Regions from separate parts of the Homo sapiens genome. Here all the other regions are linked to region 1. A link is a contact called in ENCODE Hi-C or POLR2A ChIA-PET data. All regions are on one chromosome and are shown on one strand. Each heading gives the region's core, a stretch centred on a gene start or an enhancer-like site at or near the end of the contact. The rest is flanking DNA. Distances are from core to core; before and after follow the strand shown. Region 1 holds the start of TCF3 (transcription factor 3). Region 2 overlaps CFD (complement factor D). Region 3 holds the start of PTBP1 (polypyrimidine tract binding protein 1). Region 4 holds the start of ARHGAP45 (Rho GTPase activating protein 45). Region 5 overlaps ARID3A (AT-rich interaction domain 3A). Region 6 overlaps FSTL3 (follistatin like 3). Region 7 holds the start of ARID3A (AT-rich interaction domain 3A).

Region 1 (2,700 bases), core at 200-2,699:
AGCCTGGAGTGCAGTGCTGCGATCTCTGCTCACTGCAACCTCTGCCTCCTGGGTTTAAGCGATTCTCCTGCCTCAGCTTCCCGAGTAGCTGAGATTATAGGTGTATGCCACCACGCCCAGCTAATTTTTGTATTTTTATTTTATTTTACTTATTTATTTATTTATTTTGAGACGGAGTTTCGTCCTTGTTGCCCAGGCTGGAGTACAATGGCGTGCTCTCGGCTCATTGCAACCTCCGCCTTTCGGGTGAAAGCGATTCTGCTGCCTCAGCCTCCCGAGTAGCTAGGACTACAGGTGCCCGCCACCATGCCCGGCTAATTTTTGTATTTTTAGTAGAGATGGGGTTTCACCGTGTTGGCCAGAGAGGTCTCGAACTCCTGACTTCAGGTGATCTGCCCGCCTTGGCCTCCCAAAGTGCTGGGAATACAAGCGTGGGCCACCGCGTCCGGTCAACTTTTTAAATTATTATTTTAAATTATTTTAAATATTTTTAGAGACGGGTGTGGGTGGGGGGGGTTTCACTATGTTGTTCAGGCTGTTCTCGAACTCCTGGCCTCAAGCGATCTTCCCGCCTCGGCCTCCTTCAAAGCGCTGGGATCACAGGCAGGAGCCACGGCGCCCGATCCTAGGCGGGGTCACTTTTTACTAAAATGTAGACACGGACTACTAAGAATCAGGAAGCCAGATCTGGCCTGAGTTCTGTCCAAAGTCAGGTCCAAATTCACAGATGCCGAGACGGAGACTCAAGTCGGCAAAGGCACCGCTGAGACTCCCCGCGGGGCTCTCTGACCCAGAGCCGGAGCCAGAGTCGGTTTTCCCGCCGGGAAAATGGGTCTGACGTAGCCCCCTCGGGGCCGTGATACCCGCTCGCACCACTCAGCACGCGGGGCCGGCCCGAGGAACGCAAATATAACCAAGCAGAAGGCTCCGCGCGGGCGGCCACGCCAACCTGAGAACAAAACTCCAGGACCCACCCCGGCCGCCTCTCGCGGCCTCTCGCTCGCAGAGTCCCGCCTCTGCTGAGGGGCGGGGCCGAGAAGAAAGGAGGCGGGGCCTCACCACGAATGGCTAGGATCCCCGCCCATCAGACTTTCGCGGCTTCCGATTGACCAGACTGCTCTGCCTTAGCTTTCAATCTCACGGGCCTTACTCGCTTGCGTCATGGACTAAGCGCACAGCTCGTGTGTGCTTCCGCGGACGGGGATAGTCCGTGATTTCTCCCCGCGCCGTGGCCCGACCGCCTCCTCTGCGCGTCCCCGCTCCCAGGCTCTGGACCTCACGGGATTCGGGGTCCTCACGAGGGTGCTCGAGAGGCCGAGCTAGGGCGTTCGGGCCCGAGCCGCCCGGAGGTGGCGGAGGGATCCGCGTGGGCCGCCGGGCGGGGCACTCGGGGGCGGGGCAGGGGCGGGGCCTGCACGGGGCGGGGCGGGGCGGCGCGGGCGGGGGGCGGAACATGTCTCCCGCCGCAGGAAGATGAGGCAGCGGCGGCGGCTGCGGGCGTAGCGGGCCGGAGCCGACGCGGCGGCGGGCACCGCGGGCACCGCGCACGCCGCTGCCCCAGGGGCGCCCCGGCCGGCCGCGCGCACGGGCCCCGCGGGACGGGCCACGCGGGGGTGGGAGGGGCCCGGGCCACGCGCGCCGCCGCCGCCGCCCACGCGCGACCCTCGGGGGCCCGGCCGCGACGCACCTTTGTCCGGGGGGGGGCCCCCCCGCTTCATGCCGCCGCCCCCCCCCACGCGCCGCGTGCCCGGCCGCGCCCAGCAGGTGAGCCCGGCGGGGGGCGGGGGGCGCGCCCGGTACCCCCGTGCTTTGTGCCCAGGGAACCCCGGCCCGCCCCGCGCGCGCTTGTTGGGGGGGGGCGCGGAGGAAGTTGGGGCGGGGGCGGTGTCGGGGGGCGCCCCGCGGCCCGGGAGTCATTGTTCTCCAACTTCGCGCGGCGCCGGGGGGGCGGCGACGTGGAGGAGCCCGGAGCTCGCCAGGCCCGCGTCGCCCCCGTCGGGCCGGGCACTTCGGGAAACTTTAAGCAGCCCCGGGCGGGGGCGCGGGGGGCGCCGGACGGGCTGTGCAACTTAGGCGCGAGGACCGTCCCCCCCAGCCCGGGCGCACGGGGACCCCGGGGCGCCCCCTTTCTCGGGTAGAGGGGGGCCCGGCCCGGGCGCCGGAGTTTGGGGTGGGGAGCGCGCGGGAGGGACGTCCTTTTGTCTGCGCGGGGAAGGTGCCGCGCGCTGCAGGCGCTGGTCGGGGCCGGGCGGGCCGGGGGGGGGCGCGCGGGTAACATCTGCTCCGCGTTAATGCGGGGCGAGGCGGCGGCCGCGCTGCGAGCTTCAAAGGCTCCCGGGCCGCACCGCCTGCACCGGCTGCGGGGGGAGGGGGGTCCGGCTTCCCGGGCCGCCTCCCCCCGGGAAAAAGGCGTTCCAGCGCGCCCCCCGCCTTCGGCGCCGTGCAAAGTGGCTTCAAACATTCTCCAAGTCTCTCAAAGTCCTTGGGACGCCCCAGAAGTCTTCCAGCTCCCGTAGAATGCCCGTTTTAGCTCGCCACCCCCCCAACTAAGTCTGTCTTAAAATCGGTTTCAGCTACCCCACAAAAAAGTGCGGTTTCGTAGTCCTCAAAAAAAGTCAGTTTCACACGCCCTCCAAAAAAGAAAAAAACTGAGCGGGGGAGGGGCTGCGCTGGGGCGCCCGCTTCACACCCGGCCTCCAG
Region 2 (2,700 bases), core at 201-2,700, 790 kb after region 1:
ATGGCGAGACCTCATCTCTACAAAAATCTTAAAAATTAGCTGGGTGGCCAGGCGAGGTGGCTCATGCCTGTAACTCCAGCACTTTGGGAGGCCGAGGGGGGGCGGATCACCTGAGGTCGGAAGTTCGAGACCAGCCTGACCAACATGGAGAAACCCCGTCTCTACTAAAAATGCAAAATTAGCCGGGCGTGGTGGCGCATGCCTGTAATCCCAGCTACTCGGGAGGCTGAGGCAGGAGAATCGCTTGAACCATCAGGCAGAGGTTGCAGTGAGCCGAGATCGTGCCATTGCACTCCAGCCTGGGCGACGAGAGAGACTCCGTCTCAAAAACAACAAAAACAAAAACGTGAAATTCACACAGTGAGCTCCAACTTCGTGGTGGTCACCAGACGGCTGAATGGGCCCCCTTCCGTGCAGTGCAGTATTTACCAAATTCCTAAGAGCAGGGCTGGGGCTTAGATGTGTCTTACCGTGCCCGGCCCAGGGCTCTGCACACAGTAAGTGCTCAATACGTGCTTGCACGTCAGTGTGATTCCTAGGTGAGTGTTCCATAGCCCCAAAAACACCCAAGCACAGTGTTCATCAATCCATCCCCCCTTTTCCCAGCGGACCTGCCTCTCAGATCATCAGTCTTTTTTTTTTTTTTGAGATGGAATCTCGCTCTGTCACCCAGGCTGCAGTGTAGTGGTGTGATCTCCACTCACTGCAACCTCCACCTCCCGGGTTCACGCCATTCTGCCTCAGCGTCCCGAGCAGCTGGGACTACAGGTGCCTGCCACCACGCCCGGCTAATTTTTTGTATTTTTAGTAGAGACGGGGTTTCACCGTGTTAGCCAGGATGGTCTCGATCTCCTGACCTCATGATCTGCCCGCCTCAGCCTCCCAAAGTGCTGGGATGACAGGCGTGAGCCACCGGCACCCGGCCCATCAGTCACTTTTTCTTTTCTCTTTTTTTTTTTTTTCTTTCTTTTTGAGATGGAGTCTCCTTCTGTTGCCCAGGTTGAAATGCAGTGGTGCTATCTCGGCTCACTGCAAGCTTCACCTCCTGGATTCAAGCTATTCTCCTGCCTCAGCCTCCCAAGTAGCTGGGACTACAGGCATCCGCCACCACGCCCGGCTAATTTTTTTGTATTTTTAGTGGAGATGGGATTTCACCGTGTTGGCCAGGATGGTCTCAATCTCCTGACCTTGTGATCTGCCCGCCTCGGCCTCCCAAAGTGCTGGGATTACAGGCATGAGCCACCGCGCCTGGCCCATCAGTCTTTTTCTACGATAGCGCCTGGCTGCCCCTCCACCAGGTGGGAGAAAGGGCACAGGGCCTCAGGTGTCCTCCCTGGCCTTGCCAAGAAGGGTGACCTGAGGTCCAGGGCCTCCAGCAAGCAGGTGCCGCTGCTCGTCGTCCTGGTGTGGGTCTGGCCGCACCCAGGGTGGTTTGTGAAGGCAGGCTCCGTGGCTCTGGGCTCCAGTCCAGGCTGTGTCCTGGAGCTTCTGTGTAAGGTCAGGAGAGTCGCACAGTCCCTGTGAGCCTCAGTTTCCCCTTATGGGATATGGGTCATAGGAACACGGCCTCGAAGGGTTTCTGTGCACCTGAGTCTCAGCCCACAGCCTTGCACACAGAAGACGCTCACATTCCCCTTGGTAAGCAAAGGGAAACGGTATGAGCCAGACCAGGAGGGGACACCCATGCCTGGCGGGCCTTCGCGCGTGTGTGTGTGTGTGTGTGGCAAGGGCGCCGCCGTGTGGCCGCGTCAGCCCCACGGAAGCGCTGGACCCGGAACTTCGCTGTATTCTCCGTTCTTGCGCTTTTATCTGTAGCTTCCCGCGTTCCTCTTTTTTTAATGTTTCTGTTTTTGTTTTGAGACAGAGTCTCGCTCTGTCACCCAGGTCGGAGTACAGTGGTGCGATCTCAGCTCACTGCAACCTCCGCCTCCCGGGTTCAAGCTATCCTCCTGCCTCAGCCTCCTGAGTAGCTGGGGCTACAGGTGCCCACCACCACGCTCAGCTAATTTTTTTTTGTATTTTTAGTAGACACGGGGTTTCACCATGTTGGTCAGGCTGATCAGGAACTCCTGACCTCAAATGATCCGCCCGCCTCGGCCTCCCAAAGTGCTGGGATTACAGGCGTGAGCCACCACGCAGAATTTTTTTTTTTTTTTTGTAGAGAGAGACAAGGTTTCACTCTGTTGCCCAGGCTGGAGGGCAGTGGTGCAATCACAACTCACTGCAGCCTCAGCCTCCTGCGTTCAAGTCATCCTCCCACCTCAGCCTCCTGAGTAGCTGGAACTACAAGCACCCACCTCCATGCCCGCCAATTGCCCAGCTAATTTTTTATTTATTTGTAGAGATGGAGTCGCGCTACGTGGCCCATGCTGATCTCGAACTCCTGAGATCCAATGATCCTCCCACCTCGGCCTCCCCTTCTGCATATAGTAGGTGCTCAATAAAGACCAACCAGATGCAGGAGTGGATGACTTCATTGCTCGGGACTTTGTTGCTTGGGTGACCCTGACCTTCAGGCCCCGGCACCCTAGGCCAGGACGCTGTCGATCCAGGCCGCATAGCTCGCCACGCGGGTGTAGATCCCGGGCTTCTTGCGGTTGCCGCAAACGCGCGAGCCCGAGGTGACCACGCCCTCGAGCACGCCCCCGCACACCAGCGGGCCCCCGGAGTCACCCTGCCGGAACAGGACGGGGCCGTGAG
Region 3 (2,700 bases), core at 190-2,689, 860 kb after region 1:
AAATTAACAGACCGACCAGAACACAGCCTCAGTTACTGATCAACCCGAGCCCCGCCCGACCCGACTCTCCCTCCTCGGGACACCCCGGGGGGAAGGTGGATAGAAAGCCGGACTGTCCGAGGCCCTCCCTTCAGCCCCGGCCAGGTCCTGACCCAACAGTGAGCTCCCCACGGCTTCTCCCGGCCACTGCAACTCCCGGCGAGGCCCTAAGTGACTCGGAGCGTCCGTCGGAAGGGCAGCCTCCGGGCCTCCTGCCTCACTCCGGGAGGCGAGTGCGCGGCCCCCGAGCCCGCGGTGCTGGGTCCGAGAGCGGGGAGCCCTCGTCTCGCCGTCTGCAGGACCCACCTGCCCGCACGCATGCTAAGGGGTCCAGACCCACTCTAGGGCTGCGCCTCTTCTGACACCACAGACTGCACGGACCACGTTTAACAGACTTTTAAAAGTGACTGAACCCAAGAAAAACTTCTCAGGAAAACGGAAAGAATGCGAAACATCTCCAGCCTCTCCCGCTTCCTATTCCCAGGGAGGGCCTCGCGCAGGAAGCGCTCGGCGGGACACGGCCTTTCTGGAGGGGGCTCCCACCTCTCCCAAGGGAAGCCCGCCCAGCAAAGCCGCCCGGAAAGGCTGCCCCGGCCCGAGAGCCGGGAAGGCCCCTCCCCATGACGGCGCCCGCGGGGGTCCCTGGAGAGGCCCCTCCGGCCCCGGGGCGGAGGACAGACCCTCGGGGCGGCCGCTTCTCTCCCGAGATCACCGAAACCCCTTGGCCGCGGCCCGGGGCGCACGGGGGGCAGGGGTAGGGCGGGGAGCGCAGAGACTCGGGCCCGCGGCGAGGCCCCGGCGCCAGCTTTCCCTCCCGGCGGCCGCCCCAGCCCCGCCTGCGCTTCCGGGGCTGCGCCGGGGGCAGAGTCCGGGCGGCGGGAAAGGCGCGCGCCCCCGATGGCGGCCGCGCACGCGCGCTGGGGCCAACGGGGACGCGCGACGGGCTACGCAGGCGCACGAGGGGAGCGGACGGGAGGCGGGAAGGGCCATCCGGGCGCGCGAGGGCCGGACGGGAAGCGGGAAGGGCCGCGCGCCGCCGAGGCGGGGCAAAGGCGAAGTGCGGGGACGCGCGCGGAGGGGGAGGGGCGCGGGAGGCCGCGTGCGCTAGGGACGGGGCGCGCGGGGGCCGGAAGCGGGCCGGACGGGGGATGGGGACGCGGCCAGACCCCCGGGAAGCCCCTGACCCGCCCCGCACCCGCGCCCGCCACGCGGAGAGGAAGGGGAGAGCCCGCCGCCCCCTCCCGCCCGAGAGGGGGCGAGATCGGCCCCGGGGAGGCCGGCGCGGCGGCGGGGGCAGGGCTGCGGCGCGGGGAGGGCGGTGGGGCGCGGGGCGACGTGCGACTCACCCGTCCATGGCACACAGAGCAGACCCGCGGGGGACGGAGTGGAGGCGCCGGAATAGCAGGAACCGACCCAACGGCTCCGAGTTATAGACTCACAAAATGGCGGAGACGCCCGCACACGTCCCCCGCGCGCGCTGCCCATTGGCTCCCGCTGCAGCCAGGGGGCGGGGAGAGCCCCGCGGGCCCCCGCCAGCACCTCCCACTGGCCAGAAGGCCGCCCGGGGGCGGGACCCAGAGAAATCGCAGGCGCCTATTGGGGGAGGCGGTTATTCCTCAAGGCCGAAGGCGGAAACGGCTTGTGTAGTCGGGGGAGGGGGAGAAAATGGGATCACGTGACGGCGTCTGAGCCAGTCAGCTGGCGCGTGGCTTTGCGGGAGACGCCATCTTGAGAGTGGGTACGTGGCGAGTCAGGCGGCGGGAAGCGTGCTTTGCCCAGGCTGCCGCCATCTTGCAAGTGGGCAGGACCCGCCCGCCTGGGCCGTGAGGGCAAAGGGAGTCGCATCGCCATCTTGGAGTCGGGCAGGAAACCCTCAGGGCTCCATGTTGGTTGTGGGCACATGGCCAAAAAGTCCGATTCAAACTGAGCGCTCACATCTGGGTGATCGCGCGGGGAGGGAAAGGCCGCGTCGCGTCCCGGACACGCCAGGGCTGTTTCCACAGTGGCCACAGATACTGCGGGCGCGCCATGATCCGGGGTCACCCCCGACCGTTCTTTGTTCGCCCCGGAACAGCGAATCCCGACTGCGGAGATAGGGAAACTGAGGTCCGGGCCCCGCACAGTCCGCGGCCGGCTGCCTACAGCTGGGAAAACTGAGGCCTGGACCTTGTACAGTCCGCGGCCGCCCGCCTACAGCTGGGGAAACTGAGGCCTGGACCTTATACAGTAGGCGGCCGCCCGCCTACAGCTGGGGAAACTGAGGCCTGGACCTTGTACAGTCCGCGGCCTCTCACCTACAGCTGGGGAAACTGAGGCCTGGACCTTGTACAGTCCGCGGCCGCCCGCCTACAGGTGGGGAAACTGAGGCCTGGACCTTGCAGTCCTTGGCCGCCCGCCTACAGCTGGGGAAACTGAGGCCTGGACCTTGTACAGTCCGCGGCCTCTCACCTACAGCTGGGGAAACTGAGGCCTGGACCTTGTACAGTGGGCGGCCGCCCGCTTACAGCTGGGGAAACTGAGGCCTGGACTTTGCACAGTCCGCGGCCAACCGCCTAAAGCTGGGGAAGCTGAGGTCCGGGCCACACACAGTCCACGGCCATCCGCCTACAGCTGGGGAAACTGAGGCCAAAGCCACACACAGTCCACGGCCATCTGCCTACA
Region 4 (2,700 bases), core at 201-2,700, 590 kb after region 1:
GCGGCTGTCAGTGGGCTCCGGTGGCTCCGGCCCAGTGTCCAGGAGGCAGCACCCGACAGGGGGAAGCCAGCCGCGCTGGCGTGGCGGCTCAGGCTGGTGGGCCGCTTGAGGGTCCCTGTGGCCTTGACGCCGGAGGACCCAGCGGGCGGCTCCAGGCTTGGTCCGGGGAACACCGCGTCAGCCCCATCCTTCCTGGGCAGCTCCTTGGGCAGGTCCGAGGGGAGCTCGTTAAAGGGATTTTCCGGCCTGGACACGGCCTCAGTTTCCCCAGAAATGAAGTGGGGCTGTGGAGGGCCACCATCACCCTGACCCCACAGGGGTCAAAGGCCAGAGGTCACAGGGCCGAGATTTGGTAGTGTACCCCCCCACCTGTTACCCAACATCCTCTTCCCTAGAGCTTTCACAAACAACGGTCCTTGCCCAAACCACAGCCGGGGCGGGGCCTGCGGGGAGGCGCGGGAGGGGGGTCCCCACTTCCTGGTGGGGGTGGGGAGGGTCCTCAGCCCTTCAAGCCCCCCTCAGGCTCCTACAACGCAGGTGCTTTAAGTGAACACACTTCTGACTCTGTCTGTCCCCTAAAGGTCCATGGAACCCCAGAGCCTATGGGCAGCCCCAGGCCTTGTAGACATCCCGGACCCCCAAGCTCTGTAGACCCCCCCCCCAGCTTTGTAGACACCCCAGGCCTGGGGACACTCCCCAACCTCTGAACCTGGTGGATCCCATTAGAGGATCTGCTGCCCGGTCAACCTTCAGCCCAATGGCCAGGCCACAGCCCTCCCATCTCAACGGCCCCTAGAGCCCCCAGATTGCCTAAGCCCCCAACCTGCAGCGGCCCAAACACAACATCGTCCCAACCCGGCACCCTCCCTTCCTGCTCCCTGGGCCCCGCGGCCAGCCCTGGATGGAGTGGAGGGAGGCGGCCACCACTCCCAGGGTCCCTACCGTGAGCTGAATGCCGGGGTCCCGGCCTCTCTGCTGTGGCCCCTGCCGTCCCGCCCGGTAGGGGCTGTAGCTGGCACGAGCCCCCAGCCGCCGCCCCAGCATGAGCCCCGAGCACAGGGCGGGTCCCTGTCCCCCTGCGGCCCGGCGTCAGCTCCGGGTCTCACCCGGGCTCCACTCACCCCCGAGGGCTGCGGGCTGGGGCTTCCCGCGCGGTTCTTTTTCGAGATGGAAGGGGTTTTCATGAGCTCTCGTTTCTTCCTGGAGAACATGATGGGGCCCCGGCCGGGAGCCCGAGGGGGCGGGCTGGGGGTCTCAGCGCTGCAGCTCCCGGCGCTGGCCGCTTCGGGACCACATTGTCGCCGGCCACCCCCTCCCCAGCTGTCAGGCCCACGTGACAGGCCCGGCCGTCACTGGCGGGCCCTCCCCCCAACAGGAAAAGGCTTCGGGGAGGCGGCGACGCGGCCTCGCCCCCGACCCTTCCCGGCCTCAGCCTGCGGCTCTGCGGAGTGGGCGCGAAGGTGAGGTCGCAGGCCCCGCCCCCAGCCCCGGGCCGCGCCCCCCGCTTCCGCCTTCGGGAGCTCGGAGCCGCGCCGCTCGCGGGGTGGGACCGGGAGCCCCTGCCTGACGCTGGCGGGCACGGGGCGGCCGACTGCAGGGCGCTGACTCTCACTCCCGGACGCGAGTGGGCGTGCACAGACACGTGCACGATGACACGCAGAGACCCGGACCTCCACACGCGCTCAGACGCCACCAAGCCCCTGGAGCCTCGCCCTCAGACCCCAGACACACGCACAGGCCGAAGCTGCGCCCCTGCAGCCCCCTTTTCCCTGAAGGCAAGCCCGCTCCACCGCCTCTCCTGCAGACCCTAGGGTGTGGCCGGGCCCCAGCAGGGCCGGGCAGAGTAGGGTCCCCCCCATCACCCGCCCTGCAGCCCCGTGAAGTGGGTCAGGTCGAGGACAGGTGGGGAAACTGAGGCCCAGAACCGAAACCCTGGGGGCAAAGACGTCCAGGAAGTCAGAACAATCCAGGTTACCGGGCCCTGTCCGTCTGGGTCCCCACGTCCGTCTGGGTCCCCACGTCCACCTGGTCCTGGGCTGCCTGCACAGGGGTCCCCAAAGTGTGGTGTGGACCCCACCATCGGCAGAATATGCTGAGGACACCTGGTTACCTCTCAGCAGCCCTGTGGGCCATATCATGTTGCCCCAGACCTGCCCTTAGCTAAGGTCCCCAGCCCCGCCTCCCAAGCTGCATTCCAGTGACTCTGGACCACCGGACGTGCTGGGCAGCAGGACGCAGGCACCCGTTGCTGATAACAGCCTGAGGCGGCATTGGCCAAGAGCTGGGGCATCTGCAGGCATACAGATCCCAGCCTCCTACCTTCCCCCAACCCCCACCCCGCAGTGTGAACTCTCTCCCCCCTCCCCAAGTCTCCCTGCTGTCCCCTTCCAGAACCCCACCCCCAATCCCAAAACCCCAACCTCTTTCCTTTCCCAAACCCCATTCCCACCTACCTCGGGTGGGAGGGGCAGATCTCTGGGGCACAGGACATGAAGGCCACAGCCCCTTGCTCCAAGTCTGGCTCTCCAGGCCCAGGTCCAAGTGCAAACCCAGCCCAGCAGACCCTTGAGAACTCTTTGCCCCCGACTCATGGCGCTGAGGGCTGGGGTCAGAGGGTGAGGGTCAGCTGGATGTCGGATGGGCTTCTGGCCCGGCCCTGGCCTGTGCTCCGGGACACCGGGCTCCTGTAAGCTTCCCAGG
Region 5 (2,700 bases), core at 2-2,501, 710 kb after region 1:
CAGGCGGGAGGAGGGCACGGGGGGCAGGAGGACCTGGAGGACCTGGAGTCTCGCGCCCCAGTCTGCCCATTCTCCGGGCCTCAGTTTACCCATGGTGGGGGTGGGGCCGAAGCCATCAAGAAGCGGAAGCTGGCGCTGTGGCCCCGCAGGACCGCGGCCCCGGGAGGCCGGGGGATTTTGAATCTCGCTGTTTTTCCCGTCCCGGAAACTCCCAGGACTGACAGAGGCAGCAGAGCTGAGCGTGGACCACAGGGCCAGCCACACGGGGCTGTCAGTCCACAGCGTTTCTGCCAGGACAGGGCACTCTGCAGCCATTATTGAGCACCTCCTGTGTGTCCTGGACTATCTTGTATGCTGGGGAGATGCAGTGTCCAAAAAGGGCCCGGACTTCCCGGTTCAGGGAGCAGGAGGAAGAGGTCAGCTGGGGCGGGTGGGCTGTGAAGGGAAACACCAGGGGACAGGCGGCCCCGACCGACCTGGACTGATGGGTCGGGGGAGGGCAGGGTCACCCACACCCAGCAGGCGCTTACTTAGCTAGCGTCTGCTGTGTGACCTCAGGCCCTTCCCCGCCCTCTCTGGGCTCTGCCTGGCCATGGGTTGCTCCTCGTGCACCTGACCAGCCGGGGGGCTCCCCCGCCTGCCTAAGCCACGAGGTCCTTTCAATTCCCGTCAGCACAGCCAGGCCTCGGCGGATGCAGATGCTGAGAGCCCCGCCGGGCGTGGGGAAATTGGGGAAGTGATTCTGGGCAGGGCCGAACATCTGCCGGCTCCACTCCCCCGGCCCTGATGGGCCCCGAGTCCCCTCTCTGGAAATACACAGCGCCGCACCCACGGGGCGGATATTAATAACACTCTCCAGAAATGACAATGAAGCGCGGCCCGGGAAGCTGGCGTGGTGAAGGTGCTTCTCTGTGGATTTCCAGATCACGAGATTCCGGGGGAGCTTGCTGACGCCAGACCCTCCTCATTCTCCCGTGACGGGCCCTTCGTGCGATCGCCACCCTGGCACCTCGGTCTTCTCATCTGTGAAACGGTCCCGGGGCATCTGGGTGGGGGCTGAGACATGGATGGGGGAGTCCCTTGCTCAGGGAGGAGACGCTGACCGGCCGCCAGCCCGTTTCACAGTTGGGGAAACTGAGGCCCACGAGTCCAGGACGGCAGCGACAGGCCTGGTGCTGAGATGTGGCCGGGGTGGGATCAGCTGACAGGCACTTCCAGAAAGTTGGTGCAGAGGAGGCAGGAGGCAGCCCCATGGCGGCGAGATATGACGTGGAAATCTGGGGCCCGCAGTCCCTAATAGAGTCTCCGCCGAGGGCACTGGCCTTAAGCAGCCCCTCTATCTGCCAGGAAACCCGTTTCACAGATGCAGACACAGACACAGATCTGGGCTGACGGCAGGGGGTGCCCCAGGCCACACACAGACACACCCCACCCCACGGTGCCCAGCAATGGGGGGCACCCAGCAAACATTTCAATGCAGAATCTCAGTGTGGGCTGGGCACAGTGGCTCCCACCTTTGATCCCAGCACTGTGGGAGGCCGAGGTGGGCAGACTGCTCGAGCCCAGGAGTTTGAGACCCGCCTGGGCAATATGACAAAACCCTGTTTTTACAAAAAAAAAAAAAAAAATTAGCCAGGCATAGTGGCGCACCTGTAATCCCAGCTACTCAGGGGGCTGAGGCAGGAGGATCACGTGAGCCCAGGAGCTCGAGGCTGCAGTGAGCCGAGATGACATCACTGCACTCCAGCCTGGGCAACAGAGGGAGACCCTGTCACACACACACACACACAAACAAACAAACAGAATTTTAGTTTTGAAGCCTTTGGGATTAAAGAAAGAAAACATTAGCCGGGGACGGTGGCTCACGCCTGTAATCCCAGCACTTTGGGAGGCCGAGGCAGGCGGATCACTTGAGGTCAGGAGCTTGAGACCAGCCTGGCCAACATGGTGAAACCCCATCTCTACTAAAAATACAAAAATTAGCCGGGCATGGTGGCGGGCGCCTGTAGTCCCAGCTACTCGGGAGGCTGAGGCAGGAAAATGGCGTGAACCCGGGAGGCGGAGCTTGCAGTGAGCCAAGACCGCGACACCGCACTCTAGCCTGGGAGACAGTGAGACTCCGTCTCAAAAAAAAAAAAAAAAAAAAAGATTCAAAAAATTAGCCGGGCGTGGTGGTGCACGCTTGTAATCCCAGCTACTCGGGAGGCTAAGGCAGGAGAATCGCTTGAACCCGGGAGGCGGAGCTTGCAGTGAGCCAAGATCGCACCACTGCACTCCAGCCTGGGTGACAAAGCAAGACTCTGTCTCATAAATAAATACATAAATAAATAAATAAAAAGGAAAAAGTAAAAGTAAAAAAAACAAAAAAATAAAAATGAAATACCCAGTGTTCTCCTCCCCCAGGCAGTGACGAACCTGCCACTCCACGCGGCCGGGGCGTTCTGTACAGGGTCCCCGCCCCCCAGACCGGCCAGCCCACCCACAATACGCCCTCATGCTCCCACCTGGACGCCGGGCCCCTGCCTCCGCGAGCCTCATTTTTCCCTGCTGAGAAATGGGCTCGGAGTAACCGCAGGGTCCAAGCACTTTGCCCAGAGCTGGGCACTCAGCAATTAACTCCGTCCTGGGGTTCCCTGCAGACGGGACCTGGACGGTCCCAGAAAGCCTCAGAAGTGTCATGCCCAGCAGGAGTGTCCATTT
Region 6 (2,700 bases), core at 87-2,586, 970 kb after region 1:
TAGACCCTCCATACTCACCCAGGCTAGACCCTCCATACTCACCCAGGCTAGATCCTCCATACACACCCAGGCTAGACCCTCCGTACTCACCCAGGCTAGACCCTCCGTACTCACCCAGGCTAGACCCTCCGTACTCACCCAGGCTAGACCCTCCGTACACACCCAGGCTAGACCCTCCGTACACACCCAGACTAGAGGCTTGGGGCTGAGAAAAGCAGTCATGCCTCTTCAGGAATTACCAGCAGAGAATGCCCAGCCCTCTTGATAGTAGCAATAATTAATAGGTTTATCCCCAAAGGAGCGGAAGTGTGGAATCCTCCCCGGCAATAGGTCTTAGGGTAGGGGCTGGGGCATCCTAGAGAAGGGCCCTAAATCAGGCGCTCAGTGTCCGGAACGCAGGTCTATCCCACCCACCAGCCGGCCCCCAGGCCTCCCTTCCTCAGTCCTTCCAGGATATCGTCAGGGAGGTTCTGGGATCCCCAAGTGGTCCGAATCCGGGCTCTAAGGAGTGTCCGTGGCATATAAATTAGACTCTGCTGTGGCAATAAATAACAGGGGATGATGGGGGGCCTCGGGCACCAGGCCCAGGCCTGTCCTGCAGGCTCACACGAAGTTCTCTTCCTCTTCTGCAGACTCACCACCTGGCGGCTCCTCAGGGGTGCCTGCAAGGGTCGATAAGAGCATTGAGGGCGCAGGGCAGGGGGTTCTCCGGCCCCCAGGACAGGCCTGTGCCCCCGCCCTGCGTCTGCACCTGCGCAGCTGCCCGCGTGGCGCACGCCGATGGAGCGGCCCAGGAAGCAGGTGGCCTGGCGCATGTGGCACGAGGAGATGTAGGTGACGTTGTTGTTGCCGCAAAGCTCCTGGCCGGGGCTGGAGGGCACAGGGCAGGGCGCCGCTCGACACACCACGCAGTGGGCGCTGCCCGTCTGGTCCACGACGCACGACTGTGGCCGCGGGCACACCACGTGCTCACAGGACTCTGCAGGCCGGGTGCCAGGGGAAGTTCAGGGGACATCTCGCTGAGAACCCCGCAGGGCTCTTGGCCCCAAGACCCACCCTTAACCCCCAAGATGCGAAAACCCTCTGGTAGGAGACACAAGCACCCCCCCGCCCCCCGTGAGCCCCCCTCTCCATTCCACCCCTCAGGCTCCACCCACAAGCCCTGCCCTTCCCATTGTACCCAGGAGCCACACCTCTTTCGTGAGCTCCTGCCCCTTATGCTACCCAAAGCCCCGCCCCTCCGCGACTGCGGGGCCGCCCACCCAAACTCCACCCACAAATCCCCGCCCATCTCCACCCAGGAACCACGCCCCAGCCAAGAGCCCCGCCCCTTACATGACCCAGTCTCACCCCCCTGGTTCCATCATGCCCCTCTGGTTACACCCACAAGCCCCTCTCTGAGTCACGCTCCCGCTCTGACCATGCCACATACCTCTTGCCCAGTGTGAGCCCCCAGAGGCCCACTATTTTCCAAATCCCAACCCTACAAAAGACCCTACCCCGTGATACTCCCTCGGAAGTATAAAGACGCCCTTACTCAGGCCCCACCGCCACCCATGTGACCTGTCCTGGGCTGGAGGCCCCGCCCCTACGCACTGCGGCAGCGGCCCCGCCCCTCCAGCAGGCCCCGCCCCTCCAGCAGGCCCCGCCCCCGCAGGCCTGGCCCTCACGCATTGCGGTAGCAGCCCCGATACGTCACGCTCAGGTCCGGGTGGTCCCGCCCCAGGCCCCGCCCCCGCCTACTGCGGCAGCAGCCTCGATACATGACGCGCAGGTCCGGTAGGTCCCGCCCCGCCCCTCCACAGACCACGCCCCCACGTACTGCGGCAGCGGCCCCGGTACATGACGCTCAGGTCCGGGTGGCCGCGGCAGCGCGCGGCGCGCAGCTCGCACTCGTCGCGGTAGGTGGCGCCGTCTGAGCCGCAGACCTGCAGCCGCGCCGGGAGCCCCGAGCAGTCGGGCGCGCACTCGCAGCGCGGGCGGCCCCCCAGCATGCGGCACGCCTTGCCCGGGCCGCACTCCACGCCGTCGCACGAATCTGCGGACAGAGGACACGCGCGTGGGGCCGGGCGCGGGAGGGTCCCGGGCGTGGGGCCGCGCGAAGGCCTCGGGGCCCCTCCCTGCGCCCCTTCTGCAGGGCGGAGGCGGGGGCGCCGTCCCAGGTCAGGGTCAGTCGGAGTCGGGGCCCTCGGGTTCCCAGGGGCAGGGCTCAGGGTCCGGGCGCGGGACCGGTGGGGCCGAGGTCCGCGCTGCGCCTGCGCTGGGGGGCGGGGGCTGGGCTCGGTGCGCGCGGGCCGGGGCGGGGGGGGGTCTCTGCCCGGAATCGGGGTCCAGCGGAGCTACGCAGCCCCGGGCCGCTCCTCCTTGCAGCTGGCTGACGTCTGCTCCCGATGCACGCGCTCTTCTGGGAAGGCCGGAGGGGCCCCAGCTGCGTCAGCCTGGGGTGTTCCGCCCTTGCCAGGCGCGAGTCTGGGGCTGCCAGGACCTTCCCCCAGGAGGCGTCGGGGAGGGCGGGGCGCTGGACGGCCCTCCTGGCCTGGGGAGCGATTCCAGGGGAGGGGGCCCCCCACAGCCCTAGGCCTCTGAACCAGGAGCTGCCCCGCAGCCCCGCTGCTCAGACAGGGATATTGAGGTCCTGCTAGGGAAGCTCTCTCTGGGGTCCCCGCCCCCGCTTTCAATGTGAATGCTCATCGCCTCCTA
Region 7 (2,700 bases), core at 153-2,652, 730 kb after region 1:
TTGGGGCCGGTGGAGGGGGCAGGTGGGGATCCCAGATTCCCCCCTAGGTCAGGGCTGGGTGCCCCCCCATCGCCGCCATAACCCTAAACTAGCTACGCCCACCCCCTTCAGACCCCTCCCCCCAAGAGCCCTTTGTCCTCGACCCCCACCCCCATTTTATGACAGCCCCAAGGGAGAGGCTGGGACGGGGCGCTGGGTGGTCGTTGGACCAGGCAGGGGTGGGGGGCGGAGGGATCCTGGGCCACACCCTCCTCCCCCCAGGCCTCCGGAGAGAGGTCACCCGCTCGGCGCGGGCCTTGCAAAACATGGTTATTTAAAGAGTTGTGCAAGGCCCCGGGCCCGCGGGTGGCGAAAGGGGCCCCTCACTCCACGAAGGGAAGAGGAGGGGGAGGGGCGGGGCAGAAAGCTGGGGAGGGGGCTAAGAAAGTCCTGGGTTGGGGGGGCCTGGAGGAAGTGAGAAAAAAACTCAAGAAGGAGAAGAAATAAGAAGACAGAAACCCTGGTCCGGATTTCAAAGGCTTCTTGGAAAGCGGCCGATTTGCATGGGGGGGGGAACCCCTCCAGCCCGAGCGCCTAAAAACGGAAGATAATTGAACCCGCCGCCCGGGGCCGGCGCCGAGCGTTGGAGTTGACAAACGCGCGCTCCCAGCGCTTCCTGCGCCCGCTTTTGTGTCTGGGGGGCCCTGAAACGGGTCAGGGGGCTCTTCCTGGGTATCCCCGCCGAGGAACCGGGCGCCCGGGCCCAACCCACCCCGGCGCCCGGGGGCCGCGGTGTCTCCCCCGGGGGCCCCTCTCTGCGCTGGGGCGGACACTTTATAAATAAACCAGCCCGGCTGGGGAGGCTCGCCGGGAACTACCCTCCCTCCTCTCTGGGCTCCCGAATAAATCCCTGATTTCGGGGAGAAAGAATAAAAATGAAATAAAATATCGGGGTGCAGCCCCCCGCGCGCGCGCAGAGACCATTTCCTTCCGCTGGGGAGGGGGGGGCGCGCACTCGCGACCCCCGATCGCCCCTGCTCGCCCCTGAGCGATTGATCCAGTGGGGAGTGAAGTCTCCAAGCGGGGTGCAGAGAAAACTCCCCGAACCCCAGCCCGCCAGGGCCGCCTTCCCAGTCCGGGACCCCCACCAACATCTCCGCCCAACTTTGGGGACCCCCTTCTTTGGCTTCCAGGACGCACTGCGCCCACCCCGGCACCGGAACCCGCGCTGGGAACGGCCAGCGCGCTCCCCAGCCTTACCGCGCAGGGCGGCTCGTAGTGGGGCGCGCGCCCCGCGCCTGGGGTCGGCCTGCCCGGGCCCGCCTGGCTTCCAGCCGCCGGTGCGCGCCGCTGGCTCCCGGCCCCCGACCCACGGGGCTGTGCCGCGCGCCGACTCACCGAGCCGCCAGCCGCGTCCGCGTCTACACCCCTCCGCCCGATTGGTAAGAGGCGCCCCGCGCGCGGCCGGCCCCCGCCCCGCCCCTCCCCCACCCCCAGACAAATCACCAGGGGACGAGTCGCTCTCGGATGCAAATACCTGGCCGGTGATTCAGCGCCGCGGCCCGGGCGCGGGAGGGCCTCGCCAGGGCTCCCCACTTTTCCCCGCACGCCCCCTCGCCCCCCTCCCGCGGTCTGACGACGCGCAACCAGCCCGGGGGCGCTGGGGAGCCGGGCAGAGTGGACGGAAATTTTCAGGTCGCGGCCCCTTTAAAGGATAATAAATAATAAACGGGAAGGGGAACAGCGCCGCGGGAGGCCCCGCCCCCGGCCTAGGGACGGTGGGCAAAGTGCGCGACGCGGCCCCAAGCGCAGAGGGTGCCGGGGGCAGGGGCTGGGGCGGGAGCGCCCCGGGGGAAGAAGAGGGGACTGACTGGGGCTCCGCCTGGGCGGGCTGGCCGGAGGCATCGGAGCCAGATCCGGGACCAAGTCTCTTCCCTTCTTACGGAGCACCTACGCTGGGCCTCGTGGACTCGGAGTTTCACCTTCGCCCCTTAGACGGAGAGACCCTGAGAGAGTGACTTCACTCTCCGGAGCCGCCGTTTCCAAGTCTGAGAAATGGGCTTGAAAGACCCGGTGCAGAGCTGGGCGGGCGGCGTCGGAGGGAGGGAACCAGGGTCCCGCCGGCCTCCCTCTGGGGAGGGACGGGCTGCAGACGGGGGCTCGGCGCGGGCGTGGGGAGGTGCGCGCTGGGACCCGGAGCCCCTTTGTGAAACCAGGACGACCCTGCCCGGCCCGGCTGTCACCAGCGTCGGGAGCTCGGCTGCCCACCACCCCCCCGTGAAGGTGGTGATGACTTACACGGTCTGAGCGGTCGCTTGCCCAACCACGTGCCCCGCGCCTCCCTCCAGGGAGGTCCCTGCACGTCTCCAGCCCTCACTCCTCTCTGTAGTTGGCAACCTTCTTGTCGCCACTGCGCAGAGCAGGAAACTGAGGCACCGAGCGGGGTGCAAGGAAGGCGGTCGGGAGGGGGACGCGTGCTCTGCAGGGAGCTGTGTGCGCGGGAAGCGACCCCAGGGGGCTAAGCGCAGAGGCCCAGGCTCCAGCCCGGACGTGAGCCCCAGGGGAGCCTGGAGGGCGGGCAGGGGCCACCCCGGGGGACCCTCACTTGTGGAGGGTCTCTGGCGGGCTCGGGTCCCCGGTCCTGAGTGTTGGGGGCGGGGTTGTAGTCGTCTCCCTCCCCTTTCCCTAGACTAGCACACGGCATTGCAACTTTCTCTCTGT

The links. A loop is a pair of places that touch in the nucleus more often than their neighbours do. ChIA-PET counts read pairs that join two places held with the same protein, here RNA polymerase II (POLR2A). Pooled maps may share reads with other maps.
Region 2: a pooled map shows a loop between it and region 1 (3-fold over the local background). The contact joins the enhancer-like site here to the promoter of TCF3 in region 1. A Hi-C loop is called at or near these places in 1 of 50 pooled maps. POLR2A ChIA-PET finds 5 or more read pairs at or near these places in 2 of 52 experiments (activated T-cell and naive thymus-derived CD4-positive, alpha-beta T cell).
Region 3: a map of gastrocnemius medialis shows a loop between it and region 1 (20-fold over the local background). The contact joins the promoter of PTBP1 here to the promoter of TCF3 in region 1. A Hi-C loop is called at or near these places in 2 of 168 maps with a recorded cell type or tissue (gastrocnemius medialis and naive thymus-derived CD4-positive, alpha-beta T cell), 1 of 37 single-sample maps with no recorded cell type and 10 of 50 pooled maps.
Region 4: a loop to region 1 is called in a pooled map, with 4 times the contacts of the local background. The contact joins the promoter of ARHGAP45 here to the promoter of TCF3 in region 1. A Hi-C loop is called at or near these places in 1 of 50 pooled maps. POLR2A ChIA-PET finds 5 or more read pairs at or near these places in 3 of 52 experiments (A673, PC-9 and activated CD8-positive, alpha-beta memory T cell).
Region 5: a pooled map shows a loop between it and region 1 (5-fold over the local background). The contact joins the enhancer-like site here to the promoter of TCF3 in region 1. A Hi-C loop is called at or near these places in 1 of 37 single-sample maps with no recorded cell type and 3 of 50 pooled maps. POLR2A ChIA-PET finds 5 or more read pairs at or near these places in 1 of 52 experiments (naive thymus-derived CD8-positive, alpha-beta T cell).
Region 6: a pooled map shows a loop between it and region 1 (10-fold over the local background). The contact joins the enhancer-like site here to the promoter of TCF3 in region 1. A Hi-C loop is called at or near these places in 6 of 50 pooled maps.
Region 7: a loop to region 1 is called in a pooled map, with 6 times the contacts of the local background. The contact joins the promoter of ARID3A here to the promoter of TCF3 in region 1. A Hi-C loop is called at or near these places in 1 of 37 single-sample maps with no recorded cell type and 4 of 50 pooled maps. POLR2A ChIA-PET finds 5 or more read pairs at or near these places in 1 of 52 experiments (naive thymus-derived CD8-positive, alpha-beta T cell).

Annotation. Positions count from the first base shown.
Region 1 is chr19:1,651,364-1,654,063 of GRCh38, reverse strand. TCF3 (transcription factor 3) reads left to right here and starts at 1,449. Exons shown (of 19, transcript NM_003200.5): 1 at 1,449-1,764. RefSeq lists enhancers at 711-820, 941-990 and silencers at 1,281-1,330, 1,341-1,470, 2,001-2,080, 2,171-2,400, 2,208-2,430 and 1 more.
Region 2 is chr19:863,066-865,765 of GRCh38, reverse strand. CFD (complement factor D) reads right to left here. Exons shown (of 5, transcript NM_001928.4): 5 at 2,125-2,674. The coding sequence ends at 2,528. Among named protein-coding and RNA genes, the nearest start is that of CFD, 4.8 kb to the right of the region's middle. Within about 2 kb of position 1,450, at least 8 of the 41 ENCODE cell types and tissues checked have a DNase peak (open chromatin) inside an H3K27ac peak, as active enhancers do.
Region 3 is chr19:796,191-798,890 of GRCh38, reverse strand. It overlaps PTBP1 (polypyrimidine tract binding protein 1), which reads right to left and starts at 1,439. Exons shown (of 15, transcript NM_002819.5): 1 at 1,386-1,439. The coding sequence starts at 1,393. RefSeq lists enhancers at 1-600, 601-1,486, 1,693-2,032, 1,685-2,320 and silencers at 743-1,052, 1,123-1,302, 1,313-1,662, 1,426-1,780.
Region 4 is chr19:1,065,917-1,068,616 of GRCh38, reverse strand. It overlaps ARHGAP45 (Rho GTPase activating protein 45), which reads right to left and starts at 1,450. Exons shown (of 23, transcript NM_012292.5): 1 at 1,122-1,450; 2 at 1-203. The coding sequence starts at 1,211. RefSeq lists silencers at 331-570, 881-1,640 and an enhancer at 1,501-2,007.
Region 5 is chr19:945,887-948,586 of GRCh38, reverse strand. The region is part of intron 3 of ARID3A (AT-rich interaction domain 3A); the gene reads right to left. Among named protein-coding and RNA genes, the nearest start is that of ARID3A, 21 kb to the right of the region's middle. RefSeq lists enhancers at 705-1,104, 1,185-1,244, 789-1,288. Within about 2 kb of position 1,251, at least 5 of the 41 ENCODE cell types and tissues checked have a DNase peak (open chromatin) inside an H3K27ac peak, as active enhancers do.
Region 6 is chr19:679,612-682,311 of GRCh38, reverse strand. FSTL3 (follistatin like 3) reads right to left here. Exons shown (of 5, transcript NM_005860.3): 3 at 1,823-2,038; 4 at 752-979; 5 at 1-662. The coding sequence ends at 604. Among named protein-coding and RNA genes, the nearest start is that of FSTL3, 4.6 kb to the right of the region's middle. RefSeq lists enhancers at 281-829, 830-1,379 and silencers at 1,200-1,299, 1,490-2,269, 2,300-2,609. Within about 2 kb of position 1,336, at least 41 of the 41 ENCODE cell types and tissues checked have a DNase peak (open chromatin) inside an H3K27ac peak, as active enhancers do.
Region 7 is chr19:924,737-927,436 of GRCh38, reverse strand. It overlaps ARID3A (AT-rich interaction domain 3A), which reads right to left and starts at 1,402. Exons shown (of 9, transcript NM_005224.3): 1 at 1,378-1,402. RefSeq lists silencers at 433-625, 613-852, 1,273-1,342, 1,433-2,362, 2,453-2,542 and an enhancer at 468-1,228.